Regions from separate parts of the Homo sapiens genome. Here region 1 is linked to region 2. A link is an interaction called in ENCODE POLR2A ChIA-PET data of the cell type or tissue named here. Cell type or tissue: Panc1. All regions are shown on one strand. Links, peaks and the distances in the headings refer to the core of each region. The heading gives the core; the rest is flanking DNA.

What was found. ChIA-PET counts read pairs that join two places held together with the same protein. Peaks named below come from ENCODE experiments on the same cell type or tissue, not always from the same donor. Only the 100,000 strongest peaks of a DNase experiment are listed, where the experiment ranks them.
Region 1: POLR2A ChIA-PET joins it to region 2 with 9 read pairs; 2 of 35 experiments call an interaction of 5 or more read pairs at or near these places.

The regions. Positions count from the first base shown.
Region 1 is chr4:14,430,820-14,436,210 of GRCh38, reverse strand. No RefSeq gene overlaps it. Among named protein-coding and RNA genes, the nearest start is that of LINC01085, 320 kb to the right of the region's middle. In Panc1, for the core only: no CTCF peak of the experiment used is centred there; no DNase peak of the experiment used is centred there.
Region 2 is chr4:13,396,989-13,402,379 of GRCh38, reverse strand. All of the region lies in intron 4 of RAB28 (RAB28, member RAS oncogene family), which reads left to right. Among named protein-coding and RNA genes, the nearest start is that of RAB28, 85 kb to the left of the region's middle. In Panc1, for the core only: no CTCF peak of the experiment used is centred there; a DNase peak (open chromatin) is centred at 2,892.

The DNA of each region.
Region 1 (5,391 bases), core at 309-5,308, 1.0 Mb before region 2:
GCTTGAGCCACCATGCCCGGCCTGTTTTTTTGTTTTGTTTTTGTTTTTAACAACCTCAACTTCATCACATTCCTGTGTTCTACCACACCTGCCTGGCAGCACCTGGAGTCTACATTTTCACCAGTGTTTCTTCTTCTTAAACTTGGGCAAGTGAAAGAAAACGCTAAGTGCAGCAGAAAGCATGATACTAAAAAGGACACAATGGACAAAGTCCTCAGTCTCGCCTGTCAATCATTTTACTGCTTATGGTCAACTTTTACTCCCAGCAACTCTTCTGAAGCATCACCACTACTTTTTTTTTAAGTTATTGACTCAGTTAATCATCAGTGCTCCCATGTAAAATGCTCTTCTTCCTAGTTTATTAAAATAATTAAAGCCATTAAACATCCTCATCCTCCTTGTCCCTCCGCACCTAAGCACACAATCACCTGCCTTTCTATACATCTTCCCTTCCTCACCTCTGATTCAAACACAGATGTCCCCTCCACCATGCACCACTGATCCTTTCACGTGGGCTCTCCATCAAATTTACTCTTATTATCATTATTATTATTATTATTAGTAGTAGTAGTAGTATTTAGAGACAGGATCTTCCTCTGTCATCCAGGCTGGAGTGCAGTGGCATGATCATAGCTCACTGTAGCCTCAGACTCCTGGGCTTAGTTAATCCTCCCATCTCAGCTTCCTGAGTAGCTAGGACTACAGGCATGCACCATCACACTTGGCTAATTCTTTCATTTTTTTGTAGAGATGGTGTTTCACTACGTTGCTCAGGCTGATCTCAAACTCCTGTACTCAAGAAATTCTCTTACTTAAGTCTCCCAAAACACTGGAATTACAGATGCCAGCCATCACACCCAGCCCCTTTACTCTTATATCCTCCAGGACCTTCTTTCATGAACACTGGTGCCAACAGCCAGGGCTTTTTATGTTATCTACTGATTACCTCCCAGATAATCTAGGGAATCCTCACCGCTGGAATCTTCATGTCCCACTTTCGTTTAACAGATGTTCTGCTCCTCCTAGGCTGGTGTTTTTTATTGGCCACAGAACACAGTTTCCTCATCCAGTTTCCACATCTCATCCCTAAATTGCGGGAATGTGTGTCAGACTTTCCCAAGAATGTGCTCATGTGCTCTTTTCCACCAGCAAAACCTGACTTGGCTGCTGGATTTCTTCAGTTCTGCTTATAACCAACCAACCAATGAGTGAAAGGCCAATATCTCTTTCCTGCAGACACACCTGTATCAATTGGCTATTGACAGGTAATAACTCCAACCTTTGGTTAAATAAATAAATAATTAAGTCACAATTCTTCAGGTGGGCAATATTGAATAAATGCAGCTAGGCCCTTCTTCTGATATTAGTTAAGCTCCTTCATGCGTCTGTGATCAGCTATCAGTGGACTAAAAGGTTTGGCTGATCTTGTCTGAGACTTTCCACATGTCTTACTGGAACTACTGGACTAGTTCAGCTCTGTTGTGTGTGTCTCATTCTCCAGCAGACTAGCTTGAAGTAATTCACATGGCATCTGCAAGGGTTTAAGTGAGACCTGACACAATGGCATTCCATCAGATTCTACTGGCCAAGACGAGTCACAAGCCCAGCCAAGATTCAAGGGCTGGAGAGTAAGTTTCACCACTTGATGGAAGCTGCTAAGTCACATTGCAAAGGGCATAGATTAAGGGACCAGGGGAGGTCAATTGGTACATTTTTGCAAAAACTCAAACATATCCTTAATTTCTACTGGTAGTTTCTTTGAACAATCCTTACTTAGTTTTTGTGGGGTAAACATAATGAGAAGAGGAAAAATGTCATGTTGTTCTCCTTAATGGACAAATCCTTGGCCTAATGCAATCTATTTGCATTTCTAGTGTTCTGTTTCTTTGACCCAAGGGAGAGATTAGGTGATATCAGCAAGATGTTCTGTACGTTTTTGTAACTTCTGCAGCTTTAAATTTGTTTTCATCTTTGAATTCCACAAATGTGTACTGAGTGTCTATTATGCCCCCAGATACTCTTCTATGTAGTTGGATTATATGAGTGAATAAAACTATCAACTACCTGCCCACGTGGAGACAACATTCTAGTGGCGGAGAAAGGTAATGTATGATTGATACAATAAACAATTATATTTTGTTTAAAGGTGATAAATGTGGAAAAAGAAAAAAAAAAAACTAGAGCAGAGAAAGAGGCATTGGGGTGATGAGACAAAAGAGGGCTGGCTTAGGCTTCCCTGAGAAGGTAATCTTCATCTGAGATTGGAGGTGAGAGAGTGAGTCGTGGAGATACCTGGCCACCTGGAGTGTTCTAGGGTAACAGAAGGCCAGGAGGCAGGAGATCACATGACATGTCTGGGGCACAAGAAGAAAGCTGGTGTGGCTGAGGTGCAGTGAGCAAGGAAAAGAGTTCCAGGAAATAAAGTCAGGAACAAGAATAAGAAAACAGGCTAGATTCTGCTTTTATAAATAAAGTTGTATTGGAAAACCCCCATATTCATTTGTTTATGTATTGTCTATGGCCAATTTCACACCTCAGTTGTATAACTGAGCAGCTGTGATAGATCATAATGGCTCACAAGGCCTAAAACATGTACTCTTTGATCCTATACAGAAAAACGCTTGCCAACCTCTGAAATAGGATCTTCTAAGTTATTGAAGATTTTTCTCTTTTATTCTAATGGAAGTGGAGGAATTCCATCATATGACAGACTTCATTAAAAATCACACTGATTTCTGGTGAGAAGGGGCTCTAGAGAAGTAAGGGGACATGTCTAAGAGGGGCCAGTTAAGAACCATTGTGACAATCTAGGCAGAGGGCGGTGATTTGGATCAGAGTGAAAGCAGTAAGGTGGTGAAGACGAGTAAGAATCTGGTTATATTTGGAAAATAGAATAGTCTACAGGTTCTTTTGTTACAGGAGGAGCCCCACTCAACCGCCAGAAGAATAAAGGAACACAGTTGTACCATTTGAATTTGACATTAGGACAGCTACCGGGACCCAGGAGAAATGACTCACCTAAGCTCACTTGAACTCTTCAGAGCCAGAGGATCAGTCTCATGGTGTTTGGCTGAGTGGTCCATCAGCCTAACAGTCCCTGTGTGTGTTCCTGACCCTTTCTCTATTCTCACACCTCTTTTTGCCTCTGCTGCAGAGGACCAGTGGCTGTCCTTTCTAAATAGCTGTTTGTCCTTTTTATAAAATTTATATTACTCTAAGTTCTGGAATACATGTGCAGAATGTGCAGGTTGGTTACATAGGTATACATGTGCCATGGTGGTTTACTGCACCTATCAACTCGTCATCTAGGTTTTAAGTCCCGCATGCATTTGGTATTTGTCCTAATGCTCTCCCTCTTCTTGTCCCCCAGCCCTGACAGGGCCTGGTGTGTGATATTCCCCTCCCTGTGTCCATGTGTTCTCACTATTCAGCTCCCACTTATGAGTGAGAACATGCAGTGGTTGGTTTTCTGTTCCTGTGTTAGTTTGCTGAGAATGATGTCTTCCAGCTTCATCCATGTCCCTGCAAAGGACATGAACTCATTCTTTTTCATGGTTGCATAGTATTCTGTGGTGTATATGTGCCACGATTTCTTTATCCAGTCTATCATTGATGGGCATTTGGGTTGGTTCCAAGTCTTTGCTACTGTAAACAGTGGTGTAATAAACATATGTGTGCATAAGTCTTTTTTAAAAAAATCAAGCTCAGTGTTCTGTGTTTCATTAATTCAAGGCTTTGCTGTCTGCCTATAGAATTTCACTACAAGGAGCAAACGTGCCTTTGTGACCAGGTCCCTGACTGCAAGTCCCGGTTCTATGACCTCGGCTAAGCTATTTAAACTCTGTGTACCTCAGTATTTTAACCAATAAAGCAGAGGCCTAATTGTATCTGCTCTGTCATGAGAATTAAATGTGATCATTTCTATTCAGTGATGTTCTAGTAATTAGTTACTGGCACGTAGTAGGCTTTGAGTAAATATAAATTCATGGATGATTTTTCTTTGGGTTATTTTTCTTTTCCAAGGGAGGGATCCTCTGATTTGTATGGGGAGAGTGTTTTTTGTTTTTTTTATAGCCACCCTGGAGTCAGAATGTCCTCAGTTCACCCTGGCTGGTGGATTATTGCTTGCAAATTTGAAACTTTTACAGATTTGCTGTGAGGTAGGATCAAGTAATATCACAGGCCAGGCTGGGCTACTGCAGGGAGGACATCGTGGTGCAGGTTATTCATGAAGTGCTGCATAATCAGGGCCTGCAGACAGAGATACCAGGCTCTGGGAGCTGGTTCAATTGAAGAGCTGTGCAGTGAGACCAGCCCTGCTTAGAGAGCTGGAGGATAGAATCTGTTCCCGGAAGTAGGGGATTCTTGAGATCATTGGCCACCTATTGAGGGGTTGGGATAGGAGGTTGTTTGCAGTTGGAGAGGCAGTGGGAGAAGGAGCAGCAGGAAATGGCAAGTTTTTAATAGAAGGAAGAATAACATACCTAGCTCTTTTAATTTGAAAATGAGATCTATTCCAGGCTTTCTGATGATGCAGTCTAGATAGTAAAACCCAACGAGGTTGTGAAAAAAATTATGTGGCCCTGCATTTCCCTTTTCTCTTTTGAGAAGCTCTGAAGGTGTGAAAAAATCAGTAGAGTGTGACTTTAATTTTTATAACTTCAGCACTGTATTTCTTTCCTATTTTCAAGGCAGTGCATCCTCAAAGAAAATTCAACATCAAAAAATTTTAGAAAACATTTTCTGTCACCCAACACATATGGCTCCACTGTTAATGTTTCCATGTTTTTGTTTCAGTTTACTTAACATGCATAATCTGTAGACCCCAACTTTGTAAATCAAGGTTCTTGGGGTTTTCCACAATCACTTTTCTGCCAAGAGTCACATATTTCACAGATGTCTCCTCAGGACAAATTTAGCCACCTGTTCAAGTGTCATTGAACTTTTATATGTCACTGGAAAATGACTTGTCTTTTTCAAAGAAATAAAGTCATTTTTACTTTTCAAAAGTCACTTCCTTGCACAATACATTGACAGCAGCAAAACTTTGTGATATCAAATCAGAAATGTCAGCTAGGTTTAATAGGCTTTGCAAAATACGTTTTCTAAGTCACTTTAAGAAACATTACATATTATGCAGTTTTGTATCCTTTTCTTGTCGTTATAGTGAAACAGTTTTCTTAACAAAAGTACTTATGCAACCCTCTCTTGGTAGATATTGTGACTGCTTCAGATTTTGGCCACCATATATACTGTTGTAACGCACATTGTTGTGAATAAATATTTACTGCATCTTTAGTATCTCCTAAGGATAAATTCCTAGTAAAGAAATTAAAAGTCCCAAAAGGTATAACTTTAAAAAAAAACTCAGATAGGCAGACATAGAGATAT
Region 2 (5,391 bases), core at 114-5,113:
ACAAACCTACCATTGAATCTGAGATTTCAACAATCCTTTATCAATGTCTACATGTTTTATCAATAACTGGTGTAACAAGTAGACTGAGAATCAGTAGGGATATAGAAGGCATGAACAACATCGGTCAGCTAGACCTAATAGACATTTACAGAACGTTCCATCTGACAACAGAAGAATATATGCTTTCAAGTGCAGATGAAGTATTTATCAAGATAGACCATATTCTTCCATATAAAAAGAACATTAACAAATTTAAAAGAATTTAATGTCTTCTCTGACAATAATGGAATTAAGCTAGAAATCAGTAACAGAAAAACATATTTGTAATATTCCCAAATATTAAGAATTTGAACACCTCCTAAACAGCCTGTGGGCCAAAGAGGAAATACATTGAATTGAACAAAAATAAAAAGACTACATTTAAAACTTTATGGCATGCTGCCAATGCAGTGTTTAGAGAAATATGTCTAGCATTATTAAATGCTTATACTTGAAAAACTAAGTTTTCAAAATCAGTGATGTAAGTTTCCACCTTAAGAATATCGAAAATGAAAGGCAAGTGAGCAGAAAAAGAAAAAAGTAAAGGTAAGAGTAGAAATTAAAAAAATAGAGAAATCAATGAAATCAAAAGCTGATTCTTTGAAAAGATTAATAAAACTGATAAATCTCTAGCCAAAATGACAATAAAAAAAGAGAGAACATACAAATTACACTGTCAGGAATGAAAGAGAAGAAATCATTACAAATTCTTAGGCATTAAAGGGAATGTAAGCAAATATCACAAAAATATTTACTTCTGTTAATTGACAATTTAGATTAAACGAACAAATTCCTTAACAATTTTTTTTAAAATTATTTTACTTTAAGTTCTGGGGTACATGTGCAGAATGTGCAGTTTTGTTACGTAGTTTTACACATGCCATAGTGGTTTGCTGCACCCATCAACCCGTCACCTACATTAGGTATTTCTCCTAATGCTATCCCTCCCCTAGCTCCCTCCCCGCAACAGGCCATGGTATGTGATTTTCCCCTCCCTGTGTCCATGTGTTCTCATTAAATGAACAAATTCCTTTAAAGACACAAACTAAGTTCACTCTAGAAATAGATAATCTGAATACTTCTGCATTTATGAAAAAAGTTGAATTCATAATTTGGAATGTTTCCACAAAGAATACTACAAAGAATACTGTGGATCCAGAAGGTTTTACTGGTAAATTCTACCAAACATGTATGGAAGAAATAATACTAATTGTATATAAACTTTTCCAGAAAACCAAAGGTGTTGGAATACCTCCCAACTTATTTTATGACACCGATATAATAATCTATTAAAATCAGATAAAGACACTGTAAGAAAACTACAGACCAATATTCCTCATGAACATAAATACAAAAGATTCCTTTGACAAAATATTAACAAATTGAATCAAGCAATACAAAGGGTACTATATTATGACCAAGTGGAGTTTATCCTGGAAATGCAGTGCTGGTGTAATATTTGAAATTATTTAATGTAGCTTACCATATCAGTAGGCTAAATAAGCCATATGGTGATCTCAACAGAAACATAAAAAGCATTTGATAAAATTCAGCATCCATTTATAGTTAATAAAAGTCTCAGCAAATCAGGAATGAGAAAATGAGAAGAAACTTCTTCAACTTCATAAATGGCATCTGTGAAAACCCTACAATTAATGTCATACTTAATGATGAAATAGTGAATTTGCTTTCCACCTAAGATTAGGTACAAGGTAAGGAGATTCACTTCCACCTCTCCTATTCAACACTATTTTTAAGGTCCTAGCTATTATAAAACTGCAAGAAAAAGGTATATAAAACATACAAATTGAAAAGGAAGAAATAAAACTACAAAATTCTCAAATGATAAAACAAGACCTAAATGAAAGACAGCAAACACCATTTTCAAGGATACAAAGACTCAATATTATAAAGATGTCACTTCTCTTCAGATTGATTTATCCCTTCAGCATAATTTCAGTCAAAACTCCAAATGGTATTTGTGTGTGGTATTTAAGCAAACTGTATCTAAAATGTATAGGGAAGATGAAAAATCCAAGAATAAGAATATGCTTCTGAGAAGCATTTGCCATGCCAGTTATCAAGACTTACTAGCAACAGCTTTTATAAAGACAATAGGGAATTCATCCAAGTAAACAGGATTGAGACACTGGAAACAAATCCTCACATAAGTGGAACTTGGATATTATAGTGGAGGTGATATAGAAGATCTTTGAGAAAGAAGAGAATGCTTAATAAGTAGTCCTAGGATAGCTGTTATTTTTATAGAGAAAAAGAAAATGGATATTACCATGCACAAAAATCAGTTCCAAATAGATTAAGGGCTACAATGTTAATGGCACAACTTTACAGAATAAAAAAATAAAAGAATATCTTTTCTACTTAGAATGTGGAAGGGTTTCTTAAACAATACATAATTGCTAAATTTAAATATGGGATATATTAACTACAGAAGATAAACATTTGTTTCTATGAAATGATACAGTAAAGAATTAAAGACAAGCCACAAACTGGGAGAAGGTGTGTGTAACACAAAATAACTGAAAAAGACTGGTATACTTTTTCAAATCTACAAGAAAAAGGCCGTTCGTTAAAAAAAGGACATAAAACATAAATAGAAATTTCATGGAAGAAGAAAGACATATAAATATAAGTGGAGTCTCATCACTAATCAAGGAATGCAAAATAAGATCATGAGATTCTTATGCTTTCTAGATTGGCACAAATCTAGAAGACTAAGAAAAGCAAGTGACAGATAATGTCAATCTACAGGAACTCATAGTCACTACTAGATGGATTATAAATTGGTACAGCTACTTTGAAAACAATTTGACATTCTGCAAAGTTGAACATTCATAGAGTATGATTCAGCAGTTCTCTGCTATGTATCTTAGACAGCTAGGCATATTATCAGGTGACATGTACTGAGTAAGAATATTCATGGCTTTGTTGTTAGTATCTTAACAGTTGGGAACAACTTGTGTTCATCAATTGGAGAAAATATTTATAGATTGTGGTAGACTTATAAAAAGGTATGTTATATGGCAGTACAAATGCATGAACTGTATATACTTCATTGGGATGACATGGATGAAACAATACGCACGAAAAATGCCAGACGCAGATGACTACACATATGAAGAGAAAGCAGTGTGATAGCTAAGAATACAGACTCCGGAGCTAGACTGCCTTGGGGGTGAGTTGTGGCTCCACTACTTACTAGATGTGTGCCCGTATATAAAGTCTTTTATCCCTTTCTCTGCAGTTTTCTCATTTGTCAAATGATGTTTTTAGTGAGGATTAAATGATTTAATATGTGTAAAATGCCTATAGAATAGTGTGATGCTGTGTAAGTGCAATTCTTATTACACTGAATTCTGTTGTGATTGGGCAGTTTTCTGTTTACTCTTTGTTGTTACTTTAAATAATGTTCTATCTCTCCCCATCTTCCAGTAGGGCTAATTATAATATATGGTCATTGTTGGTAATGGGAAAATATAAAGAAGAATTAAATAACCATAATATAATTGCCTAATTGAGGCAATCCTTTTTTTTTTTTTTTTGAAACGGAGTCTTGCTCTGTCACCCAGGCTGGAGTGCAGTGGCGCGATCTCGGCTCACTGCAAGCTCCACCTCCCAGGTTCACGCCGTTCTCCTGCCTCAGCCTCCCGAGTAGCTGGGACTACAGGCGCCCGCCATCATGCCCGGCTAATTTTTTATATTTTTAGTAGAGATGGGGTTTCGCCGTGTTAGCCAGGATGGTCTCTATCTCCTGACCTCGTGATCCGCCCATCTTTGCCTCCCAAAGTGCTGGGCTTACAGGCGTGAGCCACCGCGCCCGGCCGACAGTCTTACTGTGGCTTGTGTACTTTGTGAGATGCCAGGGTATGCTAGTGTCTGGGTAAGACAAATACACTCTTTTTTTTATGCAATTCTATGTATAAATGGTATAAGTGAACTTGGGCCTCATTGTATCTACCTAGTATGTGGAAGTTTGCAAATGAACCTCTATAGCACTGTGCCAGTTTGAAATTGTCTGATAGGAATTCTTGTGGTAAATGCCCAAAACATGAATAAAATAAAAAGACAGTTTATTAATTTTCCAGTTCCTTTAGGCTTTTGATGATATATGCACAAATTTTTTACAAGCAACAAAAGTTGTAGATAGCCACAAATATAAAAAGGATTTACTTACTCAATAGTGCTTTTAGACCTATTATTTCCTCTAACCTGAGGCAAGAGGAGAAATAGTTATGCATTATCCATTACTAAAAGGGATTTAGGTAACCTAATTGATGAAATTGAGGAAATAATGTGACTTCTTACTTGCTCCCTCCTCTGTCTGCTTGATACCGGCTGCTGCTCTTGGTGGTGTTTTGGTGACTCTTTGGAGTTATGAAGATTCATTATGATCCCCTTAGAATCCTTATAGGTTGGTTTGTGGATATGTATGTGATTGTACACTATAAACACAATGCAATTTGAGTAGGAAAACCTTGCAGCAATATGCAAAATCTGTAGAAGTGCTGGAGAATTGCTAGAAGCAAAGAAATTAACAAATGAATATCTGGCAGAGTCAGGTGATAATAATTGTAGAGAAAATCCGCAAGTTTCATGACATGTTTAGATAGGTCACAAGAGTATGATTTGAGGATTTAAAGGATTAATCATGGTCCTTGTGAAAAATAATAAAAACCAAGAATAAATATTACAACAGTGACCTTTCTTTATGATCATGTAAGAAATTGGATTTGAAGAGAAGAATGTCATATTGTTATAATTTTAGTAGGACTTTTATTATAATTAGTAGGAATATATGTTAATAGATTTAAATTTAAATTTTAATGGAAACTTTTATATATGTTCTTCTGTTTTACATACAGAAGAATATGGAAAGTGGTTTAAAGAATAACTATTCCCAGGTCATGAAATAGAGCATTGCTAGCACCCCAGAACCAAACAGGTGCCTTTATCCATCTCCTTCTACCTTCAGAAGTAACTGCTATCCATAGTCTTGATCTTTTTCTTGCTTTTCTATTTTCATAATATGTGTATGTGTCATCAAATAATGTTGTTTTGCCATTTAATATTTTTATATAAATGCAATTATTTATGTGTATTCCTTTGCATGTTGCCCTCACCACCTTTGTGAGATTCATTCTTATTGTGGTGTGAAACTCTAGTTCATTAATTTTCAGCCCTGTGTAGTATTCCTGTAAAATGCAGCCATGCATATTATTTTAGACACAATTGATTATTTGTATTTATTTTAAGAGCCTAAAAATATTTCTCTTCACTCAACAAATACTTTGTGAGTGGTTGTTTTATTATGTGCTTTGTTAATTTGTTGGT